Regions from separate parts of the Mus musculus genome. Here region 1 is linked to region 2. A link is a contact called in ENCODE Hi-C data. All regions are on one chromosome and are shown on one strand. The core of a region is the stretch at or near the end of the contact, and the rest is flanking DNA. Distances in the headings are between cores, read along the strand shown. Region 1 overlaps Egln3 (egl-9 family hypoxia-inducible factor 3). Region 2 has its middle 13 kb from the start of Gm36213.

Region 1 (5,480 bases), core at 2,910-5,409, 310 kb before region 2:
CTTGTCTCAAGGATGGATAGATGGATGGATGGATGGATGGATGGATGGATGGATGGATGGATGGATGGACGGAGCAAGCAAAACGATAACATCCAATTGTTATTTCATGGATAATGCTTGCCCGGGCAAACTTTAAGCTATGAAAGAGTGAAAAGGAAGTAAATTCAAGAAAAATTAACTCTTTCCTTTCCCAAGGTTCGTTCTTTGCTTGAACTGACTGTAATTTCACTCAAAGAAGCAGCACTCTTGACACATGGTAACCAGGGCTAGCTCAACCTTAGCTTGGCCTGTTCCCTGATGCTTTTGAGACTAGATCTCGCTTAGCTCATGCTGCCTGGAACTCTCAGTGCTCCGCAAGTGCTGGTATTACGGAGTGTACCCCAAAGCAGGCAACTCTAATTGTTTCTAATGGTCAAGAAGGAAGGGACAGAAAGACAGGGGAGAGCACTCTGAGGACCTGAGACTTCAGTATGCACAACTCACAGGATAGGAAGTTCATAGTTACTTTAAACTGAAGTTAGATTTGTATGCTAGTGAATCCTAAAGAGGTTCCTTCAATTTCTATCACTCCAAATAGGTTCGCCTATCAGCTTTGGGGTATACCCCAAATTAAAGGACATTAGTTTTCGGGGATCTGGGGTTTGTATGCACCCTGGAAGAGGAACTGTGGCCCCAGCTCTTACCTGGTGGCATAGGAGGGCTGGACTTCATGTGGATTCCTGCGGTCTGACCAGAAGAACAGAAGTCTGTCAAAAATGGGCTCCACGTCTGCTACAAACGATTTCCCTTCCGGAAATATCCGCAGGACCCCTCCGTGTAACTGAAGACCAAGAAGAGCATCAGTTATTTCCTGGTCTCATGTGCGGTTGGTTGATCAGCAATGTGTTAGCTCTATGCAGGAGAAATACTACCTGTTCCTCAACTTTAAGTGGGTTTCATCCTGTAAATACTTATTCCCCCCTCACACTTTGGAATCAGACTTGCATCAGACTTAGCTATGGATAGCCATATTCAACTTCATCTCAGCATCTTCCCCTTCCCAAGGCTATGAAGGCCACAGACACAAAATAGAGGACAGCCAGAGAGTGCCACACCAAACTATCCATGTCAACCTGCTTCAACCAGCCAGAAACAAGCAGAGGAATCCTGAGTAATTTCACAGTGCCACCAAATATTAAGTCTAAGCATGCTTCCCATACAGCTGCTCCTGCAGTAACAATTTATAGCCGTCCTCTGAACTCTTCCAATGCCCTCTGACCCCATTGACTGGGCACTTCTGTGACCTCTCACACCATGCTATCTACATCTTTCTGGACATCTATCACTCTCTTCACCGCCTTTTCCTTTTCACGTGTACAATCAATCTACTTGTCCTACTGGAACAACTATCTTCTGGGTAGAAATCAGGCTTCACGCATTACTGTTTTACACGACACAGTCTAAAACGCGGAAGAAACTCAAATCTCTGTTGATTTCGTTCTTTCTGGTTTATCACTGTTGTCCCACTAGCTCTGCTCACAATGGTATCCCAAAAGATACTTTTAAGCCCTAAAGGAACTGTTGTGGTCTAACTACGGAATAGAGTGGAAAGATCCAGGACCCCAGCTTAACAGTCGGAGTCTACACTAACAAACCGCAAACGGAGATGCAGAAAGTTCAAAAGCTAAATAAGCTTTGCAGAGCTCTCCGACCTCACAGACTCCTAAATCATCCCTAGCTCGGAGAACTTGACACGAACTCCACATCTCTACCATCTACAGCTGCCGTTCACAAGCGACAACGAATGCCACCCCCATGGGACATATCATCCTGAGATAGAGGATAGGGAAGTCGCTCTCAGGGACAGCGTTGAGACCCCACCACTCTGGGTTTTTTTTTGTTTTTTTTTTGTTGAATTCTCTCAGTGTTGCTGCTGGGAGGGAAAGGTATGCATCAGATGCTGAGCTGAGGGTCTCATCAACTCTGCATCCCAATGTTCAGTTACCTCCCTTCATTAACCCCTGACCACAGTCACCCTGCCACCCCCCAACCCCCTACCCCCACCACGTTAACTCTAGAGCCACTGATCTTAATCTTATCAACTCTGGCATTAATTCCATAAGTGGCAGGAGGCCGGGCAGGTCATAAAACAGTGGACACTGGCTATTAGAAAGTATAGCTTTCCTAAGGTTACTGGAAGGTTTTACCTAATTGGAACTGGCATACTCTTTTGATCTGAACTCTCAGTGTACCCCTATCGGCACCTTCTACAGCATATATAGATCCCCCAAGCTCGCCCTACCCCACAAAACACACACACACACACACACACACACACACACACACACACACTATTCCACAGTACCTTGGCGTCCCAATTCTTATTCAGGTAGTAGATACAGGTGATACAGCGGCCATCACCATTGGGGTTGTCCACATGGCGAACATAACCTGTCCCATTTCCTGGATAGCAAGCCACCATTGCCTGTAGAGACATCCCAAAGATGCTGTTTTAAAAGAAAAGCTTAGATAGTCTCCTCCTACAGCAGACACATAAAATACATAAATTTGGGTTACGATCAGAACATAAAACTAATATAAGGTAATCTTTGGTATGAAAGTGTAACAGGCAGACCCTGTCTTAGGCCTCAGTGCAGGATAAGTGATCCGGTAATAGTCCCACCTTCTAGAACATTGAGAACTTTCTAAAGAAACCCATCTACATCCTCAACAAGATGCTTGCCTTTCTTTAATATCCCTTTTTGGAAAAGCAGGATCCAGGTTCGCATCTGAGCCCTACGAGGTCAGAATCCAGAGATACAAGAGGCAGGCACAGTGGGCACATACATGTAAATGCCTGTACTTGGAAGCTGGAGCAGCATGCACGAGGCCAACCTGGCCTACAAAGGGAGAGACCCTCTCTAAGAGGAAGGAAGGAAGAGAGCGTGCAGAAAGAGAAAGAGTCTTTGGTGTGGGGCTCAGAGACCGTGCTTGGTTAGCAGTGGCCCTGAGCTGTGGAATCACGCTTGTTTTCTTACAAAACCATGTCTGATCCTAAAGGTGGTAAAGGTCAGACTTAATAAAAGGCAAGAAGAGAGAAGGGTCGGTGGGAAGCTAGACCTTAACACTCAATAAGAGTCAGCACACACAATACAGGGAGATCTCTTTGAAGGAGAAAAAAAAGTACATATATGATACCAATGAACTTGTAGATGGTTCTTTGTTGAAACCAAATTAATAGCTTTCTTCTGCCGTGAAAGCATACTTTCAGACATACTTAGGGGGTCTGAGTTGTAATATTCCTTGATAAATAGCAAGGTTACTTCACGAGTAAAAAGACTAGTCCAGACCAGTCCCAAACTAAGCCACTGACAGATCAGTGATTCCCAACAGAGCCTGAAAACAGAGCTGGGCCTCACACACACTTCGTGCTAGAGGATGAGTAGTGGCCTGGCTTTGCAATGAACCTGAAGTTTAAATCAGAGGATATCTACACCTTTTATTTGTCGCAGCTAGCAATCCCTCAGCCCACCTCAGAAAGAGCCACTATGCTGTCACGTGTAGAGCTGAAGTTGCTCTGTTAGCCTGAACGTCTGTCTCCCCGAAAGTTGGATTTTGAAGTGACTGTAATAAGGATTTGACAAATTATGGCATTATCAAATAGATGGTGTCTTGAAAAAGGGTGATTGCTGGTGTGGCTGGAGAGGAAGAGACAAATGAAGTTGCCTACAACATAGGGAATTACCTATTCCTGGAAGCAGTGGCCAGAAGTGTAAGGGCCAACAATGAAAGTCACTTAGCACCATTACTCCATGATTTCCCCCACCATCCCAGTCTCCCCTGCTGTCAGTCAGTGCTTTAGCTTTATATTCCCAAACAGCTCTGCTCCCAGAAAAGGTCAGTGGTCTGGATGCCTGCCATCTACCTCGTCTGCAACTGTCTGTGGTCCCAGGCTATTTCACATGATGAGGAGGACGGGCTGTGCAGTTTATATCGATTGCCGATTTGACAGGATGTAGGATCACCTTGGAGACAGATCTCTGGGCTTGTCCGAGATAGATTTTGTAGATTGGGTTAATTGAGGTGGAAAGACCTGTCCTAACTAAAAAGGGAGAAAACGAGCTAGCTGGCCACCAGCATCCTTTTCCCTCTGCTTCCTGACTGTGGAATCACCCTGACCAGCTGCTTTGAGCTTGCACCACGACTTCCTGCCACAATGCACTGTGCCTTGGGACTTGAGCCAAAATAAATCCTTCCTTCCTTCAGTTGCTTTTGTCCGGTGTTTCGGGTGTTTTGTTACAGCAACGAGACAAGTAATTGACACAGTCCTCCAACGTCCAAAGAGAGAGAAGACTCGATCGGAGCTCAGTGTACCGTGTGTGGAGAGAGCAGTGTCTTGCAGCACATTAAGAAGCACAAATGGGCTTTAGAACTCAGCTTGAATTAAAATACAGGCAGGAAATACAGACTGTTCCCACAAACACACCCTCCACTAACTGCTGCAGGTATAAAAGAGAGAATGTGCCGGCACAGTTCCTTGTGGACTTACCACTAAGACACCTCTCTAATTGTGAGCATACACGTTGTGAAGGGAAGGGGAAAAAAAATCTTTTTTTCTGGCCAGAGTGCAAGTCACCCTCTCTCTGACTCCAGAAGCCATGTGCACCACGTTTAAACAATGGGAGGAAACCACGGGCCGCTCAAAGGTCCCGCCGCAACCTTACTGACCAATTGTACCACTGAGGTTTCTGGCTGAGTGCCATAGGAGATGGGTTTTGGCTCAGACACATTCCCAACTGCCAGGATCTCAAACTGTGAAGCTAAGGATGCACTGATGGGCAAACCTCAGTGTTGAGTCATCAGACCCATGCCAATTTGTGCACGGGGCAGTAACAGACTCCGGAAACTGATGGGCTTATCAGATCTGTTATCTAAACCTCATCAAGTCTGTAAAAGGAGCCAGAGTGCAGGTCCGAGGGAAATGTTGCAACACTTCATTGTTTTATGGGAACGAGGAAGGTATCTTACTATAGGGGTTTTTTATTGGTAAAAACTTCCTGACTTGACCAATACTTGAAATCTACAGCAGTTTAATAGCACATCAGTGTCCCTGTGGTAGCATGGTCACTGTACCCCTGGTTCTAGGCCTGGGCTTGCAGATGAATCAGCGTGTCTTCTGATTCTGCACATTCTCTGACGTGTCACCGGCCCCGGCACTGGCCCCGGCACTGGCCCCGGCACAAACCCCCCATCCCCAGAGGCCTCTCCACAGCTCTGTAGCAACAGGAAATGAGAGGAATGAACCAGGTGTTCCCGAGCTGGCTCAACACCAGAGATATGTGCTTCAAGACACCTCCATGGTCACGTTCAGGCAAGAAGAAGTGCACACATATAGAAGAACTAAAGCAGAATCCAAGTATAAAATCTACTTTACAAAAGGCCACCAGGAGAAAAGAAAACCATGCATCTGTGAGGGGCTGTGGGAGAATTACTGTGTTCAG
Region 2 (5,739 bases), core at 1,627-4,126:
ATAACTCTCATTTTAAATAGTGTCATCGGCTTGGATTTTGGCTTCACGTTAGGATTTTAACTCTGGAGACACAGTCTTTTCGAAAGCATTTCGATAGGGAAGGAGCCTGGAGGGAGGAAGTTCAGCAGCTGACAGACCTTTTGGCTCTACCTCAGCTGCGTGGAGATCTGCGACCTGAAAAATCAGCGTGGCCTGGCCCAGGGCCGGTTGCAATGGAATGTGCATGTGCCCGAGAGTCCATTAGTCTCATTTAATGTGTGTGTGTGTGTGTGTGTGTGTGTGTGTGTGTGTGTGTGTGTGTGTTTTCCCCTAGCGGATAAATGTGAGCATCAAACACCCTGGCTTTTTTACAACACAAAAATCACAGGTCAGTGCCTTCCATGAGACCTGTTTGATAACAGGGAACAAGGAAGCAACGTTGGAGGACACTCAGACCCAGGAGGGTGAGCAGAGTGTTTGGGCAGAGCCAGGGGTTTGTCCCTGTAATTTAAGTATTAAATTAACTCTCTCTCCTGCTTGGGAAGAGAAATCAACACATTGCTGCAAGCCTCCTGCCAGCAGCAGCCTGCACCAAAGCTGCCCTAGGTCCCTACCACCAAGTTCTTTCATGGAAGGCTAGTCTTCACCCACCATTAAATAGACCAGGGTGGATTTTAAAGCACAAGGAATTCACATACCTTTCTCTTGACTATTTATATCAAGAGGTACAAAAGCTGAGCCATGCAAATGATGGGACCCCCTTCGTAAAGGTCCACAAATGTTGTCTGCTATGCTCCTTGGGACTGTTCCAGCTTCTGCATTTCCTAGGCCTCCCAGTGTGGCTTTTCTGTAAATTCCATGAGTCCTGTGCCCCAAATCATCTGAAATTGTTCCTTAGTAGTCAAACTGCTGACCACAAAGCCAGGGACGTTAAAGAAACAACCGGACCATCTCCCCAGAAGAGAGGTGAGAAGGGCAAATGAAGAAGACCTGGCTTGCATCTGACTGTGAAGGAGTAAAGTCTAGGATCAGTCAGGTCAGAGGGAGGCCCCAAAGTTCAGTCACGCCAACCGCATGAGCATATGAAGGAGTGCAGAGCCACAGCCCTGGCGGAGTGTAGAGCAAGCATTCCACATGAATCAGGAGCTTCTTTGGGAACTATCTCCAGATGAGCCAAATGGTTCAACAAGGCCTATGAATCCTTCAGTCCATGCTGCTCTGTGCCATCCCAGCCCTCCAGACATGCCTTACACACTCGTTTCTAACATCCCATCCCAAGAGGAGACATAGGCAGCATCTACCCTGCCTCCTAAGGTCTCAAAGGACAAACCAACTCAGTTACTGAGCTAGCTTATGGAGCACAATGGGGTGCTAACTTAAGCACATTTCCCCTTCCCTAGCCTTTCCCAGCCTAGAGACACCAGCCCCTCCTTGAGGCCAAGTGCTCTTGGAGAAGGGCTGCAAACAGTGGGTGACTGGAAGCAGCTAGGTATTCAGATGACCATCACAGGCTGAGCAGCACCCTTCCCACCCCTTTATGAGGGGTTGTAAACCATCCACGATCCCAGCAGCGGGGACAATCTTTTGCAAGTAGGAACAGCTGAACCCCTTAGATGACAGCTGTTTGGCTAGGAGAATAGTCCTGTACAGGTATGTGCATGCAACTGCGTGTGCGTGCGCACACACAAATACACACACACACACACACACACACACAAACACACTGGAGCCTAGTTTCTCAGCATGGCCACCAGACTGTAAGTTAGATGAGGATCTGGGCTGCTGCTTTTTTTTTGGGGGGGGGTGGTTGGTACGTGGGTATGGGATATTTTATTAATGAGTCTCACTGTCTAACCCTGGTGGTCCTGGAACTTAAAGAGTTCTGCCTGCTTCTTCCCCCTTAATGCTAGCACAATGTTTCTCAACCTGTGGCTCATGACCTTTTTGAGGGCTGCATCTCAAAGTCCTGCATCTCAGATATTTACACTGCGATTCATAACAGTAGCAAATGTGTAGTTAAGAAGTAGCAACAAGATACTTTTATGATTGGGGGTCACCACAACATGAGGAACTGTAGTAAAGGTTGAGAATAGCTGTGCTCAGATAACAGATGTCCACTACCTCATCTGGCAGTTACCAAATTTCTTGATGTAGACTTTGAATCCAGCTTCACCATCCTCAGGAGATGAGGCCAATGCGTTCCCAGGTTGCCAACCCCTGGGCTGTGCCAAGCCTCCCAGCTCTGAACTCTTTCTGTGGAAATGCAGACGATGAGACACTGATGTGGAAACCCATTCTTAAATGTGTCCCTTTAACACACGAGCATAGGAAAGAACAGGAAAACAAGAAATGAATAAATGGAGACTAGAGAAGAACGTGGAAGGAAAAAGGAAATTAAAGGCTGTACATTCCAGGAACTCAGAGAACAGACCTGTGTCCCAGGGGCTGCAGCTGTGCTAGGCACAGGTTTCTCAGGAAATGTTAATTGAATGAAAAACACAGAGAAGAAAAATTGACACAGGATCAAGGTGGGAGAAGACGCCCTGGAAGCATCTTTACCCAGATCCCCTGGATCTTCCACACAGCTTGGGGCTATCCTCCAGCCCCTGAGAACCTGCAGACAGGGAAGGGGAAGGGGGGGAGGGCTGCGGGGCAGAGTAAGGTTGCTGTGCAGTGCACTGCACCACTTGTCTGAAGCACAAGTCCTGGTCGATCTCCTCCTCCTCCTTCACCCTTAAAAACACCCGTCTTGATGCAGGGAAGAGTCACTGGTTTCATTTGAAACCGTTCCCAAACAGGATATAGAGTCTCCAACAGCTCCTGGGCCCTTGGCAATCGCCATGAGCAGGTGTTTCAGGAAAGTGCTGAGGAGCACGTACTGTGTAAAGAGCCAGGGCGAACTGGGTGGAGGCCAGGAGAGCAGCCCAAGGCAGAGGCACTGTGGAGACCAGCCTGAGCCTCCTCTGGCTTCCAGGGATTTGCGCTCTTTCCTCCTGCCTCCTCTGCCCTCTCGCAGCCCCCTCCCCCACCCCCAATCGGTGACGTGATAGAAATTGGGAAATTCCTTTTGTTATTTCTATAACCAGTAAGATTCCCACCAAAATCAAAATCCAGGCCTCAAAGGAAGAAAAATAACCTACAGTGAGCAAAATGGAAACGGGAGGAATGAGGAAGGCCTGTGGTAACAACATAAAACAGGAAGGCATTACACTGACACAAGCCAAAGCAAACACACAGGACTGGGGCTGCTGAGTACAAGTTCATAGGTTAAAAAATATATAAAAAAATAAAAGTGTGCACACATTAGAAGCCAAGCTCCTAGAGGTAAAGTGGAAACAAGTTGTCCTCTCATTACAACCCCAGGGACTTTATAAGCAGCCCTGGACAAGTCAGACATTCCTGGGTACACGCCCAAGGGAAACAAAAATCTCCATCTAAATAAAAATGTATGCGTAGATATTAGAGCCAAATGATTCACGAAAGCTAGACCGTGGGGACAAAGATCTATGGTGTGATGACTGGATTGTACCCTGGAATAGCCTCTTCCTCATTCCTCAGAAAGAGAATGGAGCGTTGACACACACTATGATGCCAAAGAAACTGAAGAGCATCTCGCTAAGTGAAAAAAGGCAGGCACCACAGTGGGCTGTAGGCTGCGTGACCCCTTTGTTTTCAATGCAGGTTCGTGTTCTCCCTTCAGGACGGAAACAAAGAATTTATTTTTATAAACATAGTGTATGGAATGGTGGGGTGAGGTAATGGTGGCGTGGTTGGAAGGCTCTAAAATCGACTGTGGTGATGGATGGTTGTTCACCCTGTGAGTGCGCTGAACACCACTAATCACACGCTTTAAGTGACGGGGCTGTACGGACTGTGACTGTGAAAAGAAAAGAGCGGTTTCCTGAGCAGGAGGGATGGTGGGCGTGTGGTTAGGAAGGTTAGGAGGCAGCTCATTCAGTCCTGCACATAGGAAGGCCTTCTCCATATTCCTTTCTAGCCTTACCATCACCTCAAGACTCCTGCTGCAACACCTCTCAGAGGATCCTAGTAGTGAGGGACCCTACCCGCTTTGTTTTCATGACATGCATAACTGATAAGTGCTTAAAATAGTCTTTCTAGATAAATGTATAGTTACAGGTTAGAGTCATAGGAACTTGGAATACTTTATCTGAGACCACAGAGGTATTACCTGAAGTCAAAATATAGGGCCTAAAATATAAAATATATCCTATACTTTCCTCCCTCCCTCTCATCCCCCACCAGTTCCTCTGTCCAACCCAGCAGGGCCATCCCAACACAAATGAGCAGGGCAGGGAGGGGACAAGGACGTGGACCTGAGGGTAAATTAGCAAACAGACACAGCCCACATCACATTTGCTCACATCTCATCAGCGATGATTCATTTTCAGATCACACTAAGACGCAAGGGGTTCTGGGAAACGCTCTTGTTTGGGACACGGAAGAAAGACCGCAAGCGTTTAGACCGCACGCGTTTAGTGGCCAGCTAGCCATCCTTGCCACACTCAGACTTGAACAGATTTTCAACCCCTCTCGCAGCTCCAGCGTCGTGAGGCTCATGCGGAACAGAACCAAGAACAACGGGAAACGGATGTCGATGATCCCATCAGATTTGGGGAATCAGTCAGAGGAGCTTGGTGCTCCTAAGAAGACAGCGATTCCCATAAGTGCCAGAATATCCAGTACCCTGCCTTCTTACATAAACTATTGGTGACAGGGAGTTGTCACGGAAATTTGAGGTGAACTGGGAAGGTTGGAGGACACAGGAAGAAGGTGATCACCAAGTCACATTTGGCCTCCTGTCTCTAGGTGCTCGGGGATCCATTAGGAGCAGAACAGCAAGAGAGATGCAGCCCGAGGGTGAAGGATAACAGACTCCCTTGCTCTGGATGCTGTCTCCTCTGCCCTGCTTATACTTCAGCTCCAAACATTTACATTGAGGTCCAGCTTCCTCCACCATCATGTTAGAAGTGTGCTTACATTCCTTGTTCCTATATTTATATTCTGTTGAAGGCAGATGATTTCTTCCCATTCTGTAATCTTCAAACACAATAATGTACTCACTTATGCTGCACTTCTATGCCCTCCTGACCTCCAAGTAGGTACAAGGAGCACTCCCTGCCGCTCCAGTCAGAGAAGTGCTACTTAGGTCTGTTTTAAATATGGCGCCAACTTGAACACAACGTTCTTAAGCCAAGTGTCACTTCATTCTTTTAAGTGTAAGAAAGGGGAAATCCAGTGGGACAAGGTTGCACAACATTGTGGCACAGAGACTGGCTTAGAACTTGGGGTCTCAACAGCATTACACCGTCCTCAGTAATTCTTGACAGAAATCTTTTTCTCAAGTGCATGGTGCACTTAGAAAATGCCAAGTTAGTCTCTAGTCCCAAAGGTGGCATACAGAAGAAATAGTATGCAAGGATGCCTGTTTCATTATTGGTTGGGGCTCCTTTTCACTGCAAGTGACAGAAAGCCCATGAGATATGTCAGATCAAAAAGAGAGACTTTAGTAAGAAAGAGAGCCAAGACAGGAAGGACCATTCACGGCTGGGCAGGAATGTGTGGGACCAGGGACTCAAACAGCTATAAAAGCCCCTCTCCACCTTTACCCTCAGCTTTTCTGCAGCCTCCTCATTTCTCCACTTTGGCACACATTTGTCTACTAGGCTACTCTGCCATCACATGGCAGAAGACAGGGTCCTACCAGCCCCCAGGTTTCATCTCTGAGGCTTGTGGCTCCAC

The links. Hi-C counts contacts between places; a loop is a spot of excess contacts on that map.
Region 1: a loop to region 2 is called in a map of T-helper 17 cell, with 1.9 times the contacts of the local background. The contact joins two enhancer-like sites. A Hi-C loop is called at or near these places in 2 of 37 maps with a recorded cell type or tissue (T-helper 17 cell and gastrocnemius).

The regions. Positions count from the first base shown.
Region 1 is chr12:54,183,197-54,188,676 of GRCm38, forward strand. Egln3 (egl-9 family hypoxia-inducible factor 3) reads right to left here. Exons shown (of 5, transcript NM_028133.2): 2 at 2,345-2,464; 3 at 684-820. Among named protein-coding and RNA genes, the nearest start is that of Gm40424, 8.8 kb to the left of the region's middle. Within about 2 kb of position 4,160, at least 1 of the 3 ENCODE cell types and tissues checked has a DNase peak (open chromatin) inside an H3K27ac peak, as active enhancers do.
Region 2 is chr12:54,490,056-54,495,794 of GRCm38, forward strand. No RefSeq gene overlaps it. Among named protein-coding and RNA genes, the nearest start is that of Gm36213, 13 kb to the left of the region's middle. Within about 2 kb of position 2,877, at least 1 of the 3 ENCODE cell types and tissues checked has a DNase peak (open chromatin) inside an H3K27ac peak, as active enhancers do.